Regions from separate parts of the Homo sapiens genome. Here region 2 is linked to region 1. Evidence: read pairs that join two places in POLR2A ChIA-PET (ENCODE). Cell type or tissue: A673. All regions are shown on one strand. Region 1 overlaps MYCBP2 (MYC binding protein 2). Region 2 has its middle 80 kb from the start of MYCBP2.

Evidence for each region. ChIA-PET counts read pairs that join two places held together with the same protein. Peaks named below come from ENCODE experiments on the same cell type or tissue, not always from the same donor. Only the 100,000 strongest peaks of a DNase experiment are listed, where the experiment ranks them.
Region 2: POLR2A ChIA-PET joins it to region 1 with 5 read pairs; 2 of 35 experiments call an interaction of 5 or more read pairs at or near these places.

The regions. Positions count from the first base shown.
Region 1 is chr13:77,284,501-77,288,500 of GRCh38, reverse strand. It overlaps MYCBP2 (MYC binding protein 2), which reads left to right. Exons shown (of 83, transcript NM_015057.5): 3 at 125-340. The region is part of intron 2 of LOC124903184 (a long non-coding RNA gene); the gene reads right to left. Among named protein-coding and RNA genes, the nearest start is that of MYCBP2, 41 kb to the left of the region's middle. In A673, no CTCF peak of the experiment used is centred here; no DNase peak of the experiment used is centred here.
Region 2 is chr13:77,405,450-77,409,449 of GRCh38, reverse strand. No RefSeq gene overlaps it. Among named protein-coding and RNA genes, the nearest start is that of MYCBP2, 80 kb to the right of the region's middle. In A673, no CTCF peak of the experiment used is centred here; a DNase peak (open chromatin) is centred at 2,219.

The DNA of each region.
Region 1 (4,000 bases):
TCTGCTGTGTCACATAATGTGTCTTCTGCAAGTCAGTTAGTGTGTCTAATCTTTACTTTTATGTAAAATGGGACTTGATGATAGAAAAGAGTGTGAAATGGAAATATTCTGTTTTGTATTTCAGTCTGAAAACTTAGAGAATACAGTAATCATACCAGATATCAAACTACATAGCAATCCTTCTGCTTTCAATATTTACTGTAATGTACGCCATTGCGTTCTGGAATGGCAGAAAAAGGAAATATCATTGGCAGCCGCATCTAAGAACTCTGTGCAGAGTGGAGAATCAGATAGTGATGAAGAAGAGGAATCCAAAGAGCCCCCTATCAAGCTTCCAAAGGTAAGCCACTGAGTTCTATTAATATTTAGATGTGTAACCTGCAGGTGTTCTGGCTATAATGCATATATACGCATTGCTAAAATACTTTGCTTTATGTAAAATTGCACACTAAAAATAACACGGCTTATGGGCAAAAATAGATTTGGAGCAGAAAAGGAAAACTCTGCAACTTTATAACTAAGGTGCTAACAAAGTCAATAATTGATAATTCACTGGAAAGCGCAGGAAGGGAGATCAGTGGGTTGGAGTCTGTTATAGGGGCAATTAAAAAATGTACAAAAGCAGTAGGGTGGAAATGCTAGTATAGAGGCATTGAGCCATGGCAGATGGAAGTAGAGCTCTGAGCCAGTGAGCCGAGAGTAAGGTGGGCACAAGAGAAAGCCAAGAGCCCTGGAAAGCTGGGAGGTGCTCCTCACCTGGGATGCAGGTATGCGTTTTTATTTTTCTTGAAATAGAACTACAAAGCCTCTCAGCTGTGTAGTAGCAGGGCTGAGAGCCTTTTCCTTTCTGCCTAAGCTTATAATTGTACTCTTGATATTGTGGTTTCCCTTGATTAGGAAAAAAAAAAATCACCTATGAACCAACTGAACTTCTGCATTATTCTGATATTACTCCCTTATTTACCAGGAGCATATAAACTAGTTGGTATTTCTATAATAGAAGCATGTATTGTAGGCCGGGCGCAGTGGCTCTCACACCTGTAATCCCAGCACTTTGGGAGGCCAAGGCGGGTGGATCACCTGAGGTCAGGAGTTTGAGAACAGCCTGGCCAACATGGTGAAACCCTGTCTCTACTAAAAATACAAAAATTAGCCCGGCATTGTGGCAGTCGCCTATAATCCCAGCTACTCAGAGGCTGAGGCAGGAAAATTGCTTGAACCCAGGAGGCGGAGGTTGCAGTGAGCCGAGATCATGCCATTGCACTCCGGCCTGGGTGACAGAGTGAGACTGTCTCAAAAAAAAAAAAAGAAACTGGCTGGGCGTAATGGCTCACGCCTGTAATCCCAGCTCTTTGGGAGGCCAAGGCGGGCGGATCACGAGGTCAGGAGATCGAGACCATCCTGGCTAACACGGTGAAACCCCGTCTGTACTAAAAACACAAAAAAAACTTAGCCCGTCACGGTGGCGGGCGCCTGTAGTCCCAGCTACTCGGGAGGCTGAGGCAGGAGAATGGCGTGAACCCGGGAGGCGGAGCTTGCAGTGAGCCGAGATGGCGCCACTGCACTCCAGCCTGGACAACAGAGCTAGACTCCATTTACCAAAACAAAAAACCTGTATTATAGAACTACTCTCAGTTTACTCTGTTCTGTTTAAGTATTGGTATATTTAAGACTGGAAGGTCTATATATATATATATATATATATATATATTTTTTTTTTTTTTTTTTTTTTTTTTTTTTTTTTTGAGACGGAGTCTAGCTCTGTTGCCCAGGCTGGAGTGCAGTGGTGCCATCTCGGCTCACTGCAAGCTCCGCCTCCCAGGTTCAGGCCATTCTCCTGCCTCAGCCTCCCAAGTAGCTGGGACTACAGGCACCTGCCACCGCGCCCGGCTAATTTTTTTTTGTATTTTTAGTAGAGACGGGGTTTCACCGTGTTAGCCGGGATGGTCTCGATCTCCTGACCTCGTGATCCGCCTGCCTCGGCCTCCCAACGTGCTGGGATTACAGGCGTGAGCCACTGCACCCAGCCTGTTATATATATTTTTTCTATATAGTAGATATAGTTAATATTTACAACAAAAGAATAGGTGAAAATATAGACATTTTTAAATGGTGCCTTTATATGACTTATGCATATTGCTTTTTTCTAAACAGAGCTATTCAAAATGATTTTATAATTATAAATGATTTATGACTATTGCCTTTTTACTAAACTGATACCTTAAAATTATGCCTTGAAAGCTTATACATATCCACAAGGGATTGTGTAAATATTTTTTACTACTTGGAAATAGCAGCATAAATGGAACCTGGTCTGAGTTCTTTTGCACATTTTATGGTGGCTGTTCCTAAGTACACCACCATCCTTAATCATATTGTCAGGTTCTTCTCACCTTATTCTCGGCAGATGGCTTGCTTCATATTTCATAGAGTAATACAAGTTTTGTGAACTTACTCAGCTTCTTGATCAGCCATCTTCACATGTCCTTTTTGCCTCCTGTTTTAGAGTGGGACCCTTTTCTTTTTCTTATTTCCTTTGTCTGCAATGTCCTAACTGTACCTACTCTAATAGCTCCTTCCTTCCTTCCTTTGCTTTCCTTTGCTTTCCTTTCCTTTCCTTTCCTTTCCTTTCCTTTCCTTTCCCTTCCTTTCTCCTTTTTTCTTTTCCCTTTCCTTTTCCCTTTTCCTTTGCCTTTCCCTTTCCTTTCCTTTCTTTCACGGAGTTTTGCTCTTGCTGTCCAGGCTGGAGTGCAATGGCATGATCTTGGCTTACTGAAACCTGTGCCTCCTGGGTTCAAGCAATTCTCCTGCCTCAGCCTCCTGAGTAGCTGGGATTACAGGCATGTGCCACCGCGCCTGGCTAATTTTGTATTTTTATTAGAGATGGGGTTTCTCCATGTTGGTAAAGCTGGTCTCAAACTCTGGACCTCAGGTGATCTACCCACCTTGGCCTCCCAAAGTGCTGGGATTACAGGTGTGAGTCACCGTGCCTGGCCAATAGCTTCTTTCTTTAACCTAAAACAAACATGTTTATCTTTAATATGGGAGCTGCTCTACATAGAAATTATGGTCTCTAATTGTAATTTCTTATGCTTAACTAGGAGAGATTGAGATAAAAAACATAGTTGAGTTAGGACGTAGGGCTGGAGGACTTGTATAATTTACTTTTTAGTTAGAATACCAATTCTGTGTATGTGTGAGTCACACTGTATTATAGTAATTGTGCTACTTAAGTTCAATATTGTGAGAGAAAACAAAAGCCTGGGTAAATTTTTTACACAGGTATGCAGATTTTGAATAGTAAACTGTAGTTCAAATTAAATTGCATAAACAAGAACAATGGATTCCTAGGGTGTTTAAAAACATCAGGATTAGTGAGTATTAAATGAAATATCAGGCATTCTTAAGATAACCTTTTGCAGCATAATTAACAGAGTCAAAGGGGTATCTTTCAAAGAAAATTAAAGAAGATCAGATAGCCCAAGTGATTAATACTGAATTTTCTACCAAGTACTGACCTGTCTGCAAACAGGGTTAGCATGGGTTATGGAGCCAAACTGCTGGGGTTCAAACACCATTAAAATTACTAGCTATGTGACACTGGAAGTTATTTGACACATCCGTGCCTCAGTTTTGTCATCTATAGATTGGGGGTTGCATCTACCTCATAGGGTTGTAGTGACAATTTAAATGAATTAATGGATGTTGAGTGCTTGAGAGAACAGTACCTGGCAGAAAGAAGTGCTCGGTAAATGATATATATAGTTGTAAGTGTCAGTTTAGGTGCAAACAAGAAAATGTGTAGGTGCAAATGAATTTGAGTTACTTGTCAAGGAACTCTTCAGTTTATTAAAAAAATTATGCAAGCAAATGAAACTTCTAGAGAATCAGTGCAATCACCTGATGAATGAGAGGTAAAGAGAGGAAGAAGTGATGAGATGCCTCTATGCAGAGGCAAGCAGATACTATGGGTGGGGAGTGAAACTTTCAGGTGATATTT
Region 2 (4,000 bases), 120 kb before region 1:
AATTACTCAGCCTCAGGTATTCCTTTGTAGCAATGCAAAGTGGACTAAGACACCGTTCCGGTGTTATCTACCACCACTCTGCAATTTGAACCCACTAAACAGGTTCATGCATGTCTCCCAAATGTGCCTTGTGCCTTCCTATCTATATACCTTTTGTTAGCTATTCCCCCTATAAAATAATGCCCTCTATCATACCATTTACTCAAGCATTCCCCATCCAATAAGACTTATTCAAATTCCACATCTCCCATGAAGTCTTTTTTATTCATTCCAACTTGAAATGATTTCTCACTCCTCTGAACTCTCAGGTCACTCATTTGACCTTCATATATATTATCTTGCATTATTAATTTTATTTTCCTGTTCCTGTAATTAACTGTATTCCTAGATCTTTGAGGATGCAGTGATTGTATATTATCACTCTGGATATCTGTTGTATATTAAAATACTCAGTAAATATTTAGTGGACTGAACTTAAGGTCAGAGGCCCTGTCTTGGAGTATCTATCTCTGTATCTCCCCAGCTCCAGCACTTGCTAAATAAAGCTAAGCAACTAAAAATGGTACCCAGTACTGGCTCAGATTGGTTGAAATACAAACGCTTGTTTTCCTTTTTTTTTTTTTTTTTGCCAGTATATATCTTCTTTTCTAAAGCAACACTATATTGCTAGAATTTGAAATTTTTCTACCAAATAGAATTAGAACAAAACTACAAATTACAGAGGAAAAAGTACAAACCACATTGTAGTGATATTATTTCTCTGTTTCTCAAATCATGCACAATCACTATAGGCAAATTTGAAAGTAGAGAAACACGCAAAATACATATTTTCAAAAAAAAATCATTTACAGCAGCTACCCAAATAATTTTGTTTAGTTATAATATTCATGAAAAAAGGAATCAGATGTGGGGGCCACTGTTTGTGTGGAGTTTGCATGCTCTCCCCCATGCCTGTGTGGGTTTCCTCCAGGTCCTCTGATTTCCTCCCACATCCCAAAGATGTGCACATTAGGTGTGTCTTAATTGTCCTCATATGAGTGAGTGTGTGTGTGTGTGTTTATGTGTCAGTGCGCCCTGTAATGGGATGGTATCCTGTCCAGCACAGGTTCGTGCCCTGCACCCTGAGCTGCCAACATAGGCTCCAGTCACCAGCAATTCTGAACTGGAATAAGCAGGTTGGGAAATGAATGAATGGATACAAATTGTTGTAAGATAAAAATCAGTCAAGTTTATGATAACCATACAAATGCAGGACAATGAATGAGGCAGTAGGAAAGCATTCATCAAACCACCATATTTGTGATTGTTTTTGAACTTCATGGTAGGAAGAGGTGCTCCTTACAATTTTTGCTCCTTACAAATTTCACTTACAATTACAATTAAGCATTTATTCCTTAATTTAAGCCACCACCACAACAATTGTCATCACTCACTCATTCACCAAAAATTGGGTAAATCATTACTGTGTTTTTATTAATTTTTCTTCAATATATATATAGCTGACATTTATTTCAGTACCTAGTAGAAGTGTTTTGGGTGTTTATTTAGAAGTTTGGTGATGTTTCATGACCAGTGATATGCCATAGGGACTTAATTTTTGTTTATATCAGTCTATGGTAAAAGTGGTTTTGTTATATCTTGTTGTATTTAAGTCATGGTTTCCAAGAACCTACCCACATTGTTAAGTGAGGACTTGCTGTATGATTCTACTATCTGGAGATAGCCACTATTAATTTTCTGGTACATAATCCTTCTCATTAGGCCTTCTTTATACTGCCGACCTACCTAGGTCTTTTCTAAATGAAATTACCCTACCCATACATAGCTTCTACGATGTGAAACTTACACCTTCTCCCATTACTCCAGCTGTAGGTAGGCATCTCCGTAGAAAACTAATCAACTGATTGTCCAGCAACTAACTCAGATCAATAAGATTCCAAGTAATAATTTCTGTCTTCAGAATTTAAACTAAAAAACAGCAATAAGTTCTGAAACCAAAAGGTTATGAATTAAAGAAACCATACTGTTCTACAGGCAAGTTAAATTTACAAGAAGCAGGCATTATGCACACGCCAGTTGAAAATGGAACAGAAAGAAGCTGGGAGTCACAGTCACTGTGTGACTGAGCCACATTAAACGGCAGTATTAGAGGGAAGCCTCCAAATTCTGATCCCCTGGAGCCTCCTTAAAGCCAGAACTTCCTCTAGCTCCAGACTTCATGACATCAGCTGTATAATGGCTTCAACTCCTGGATTCCCAGGAGATTTCTCTTACAATTTCTTACGTAGCCCATCAATGAGATCTCTTTACTCAAGCAAGCTTGAATATTTTAAGAACAAAACTAAGGACTGTCCTAGACTTTTTCCACATACCTATGGAAAAAAATATATATATATATATTTTAAATACTTCATATATATATATAAATATATATATAAAGTGTGTATATATATATATACTTCAAAACATAGTACATATGCTGCTTAGAAGCCTGCTTTTTGACACAGTGATATGCTATAGACATTAAATATTAATGTGCATCTCCAATTCAAATGGCTTCATGACATTTGTTATAGCATGATCTGTTTATCCTACACTCCTGACATTTAAATCGTTTCCAGTTCTACCTTACTATAAACTTCTTCATTTGACACTCTTGGCATATATTGTATCTTCCAGTTGTTTCCTCAGGATAAGAATACATTCTTCATACAATATTATTAACATATTTATCAAAATTCTATCCTTTAACTTCTAAGCTGCCAAATATTAATTAAAATAAGTAGGGTTTGGAAACAAAAATGTGATTGCAATTACATTCTATAAGCACTGTTCTAAGACATGCAGAATAAGGATTCGTAAGGTCGAAATTCAGGGATGGGCATCAGGGATTTCATGGTTCCCCTAATATTATATGCAAACATTTATGTTCATGTACATATTTGCATCTTTCCTTAAGCAGGTCTATAGCTTTAAACAAATTCTCAAAGAGTCCATATCAATACGAGGTCAAAATATCTCTGATATGGACACTCAATAAACTTCATATATATATATATATATATATAAAAATATATATAATATATATAAAACAATGATTATATGAACTCAAATTATAATAACAAAATGCATTGAATCTATTTAGCATTATGTCTGACACATTTAAATAAATTTTAATTAATTTTAATTAATATAATTAATAATAATCATATATACCAAATTTTCTATTGCATTATACAGTCTTTTAGATGACAGATGATATCTATCATTAAAAATACATCCACAGAAATGATGGATATAAATGGATGTGAAAGATATCCACTGAAATGATGATATCCATATGCCCACAAATTAAACATAACCTTGCTAATCTATGTCCAGACTCCTACCATGCAGCTGTAGCATTTTTATTAATTGTGGACAGAGAGCAATTTATTTTCTGCTTGATAAGGTAGGTGATAGTAGCACAACGAACCAAATTATGTGAATAATTCTCATTTTCCCACCTATTTTAGTATTATCAAATAAAGTTGTCAGTCTATTATTTTATCTTGAACAACTCACTGCAGCTATACTTAACTTAGTCTTTACTGATTTTCTTATGGCCTTTTACTCTTTCTTGAGAGAGAAGATATTCTGTCAGGATGAAATAACCACCTACAAAAAGCTTGATTTTTTTTTCATACAGTCTGAGTTTAAATCACCTGAAAAAAATTCATCGGTGCACTTACGTAGATCCAGGCACTATTTTTAATGATGATACTGATAGTGACTTTTCCTGAAATTGAGTTACAGCTTCTTATGTGATGAACACATTATTTAATTACTTTCATTTGAAATTTTCTTGTATACTTTTAGTGATGTGTGGCCCACAGTGTCATTCTAAATTATTGTTATAGTGTAAATGTAGAACCAACTCACACAGAATTCCTTTCTTGGAGCCGTTAGAACAACCTCATTTACCTAAGTCAAGGGTTCTCTACTAAGAAATGCTGTGAGT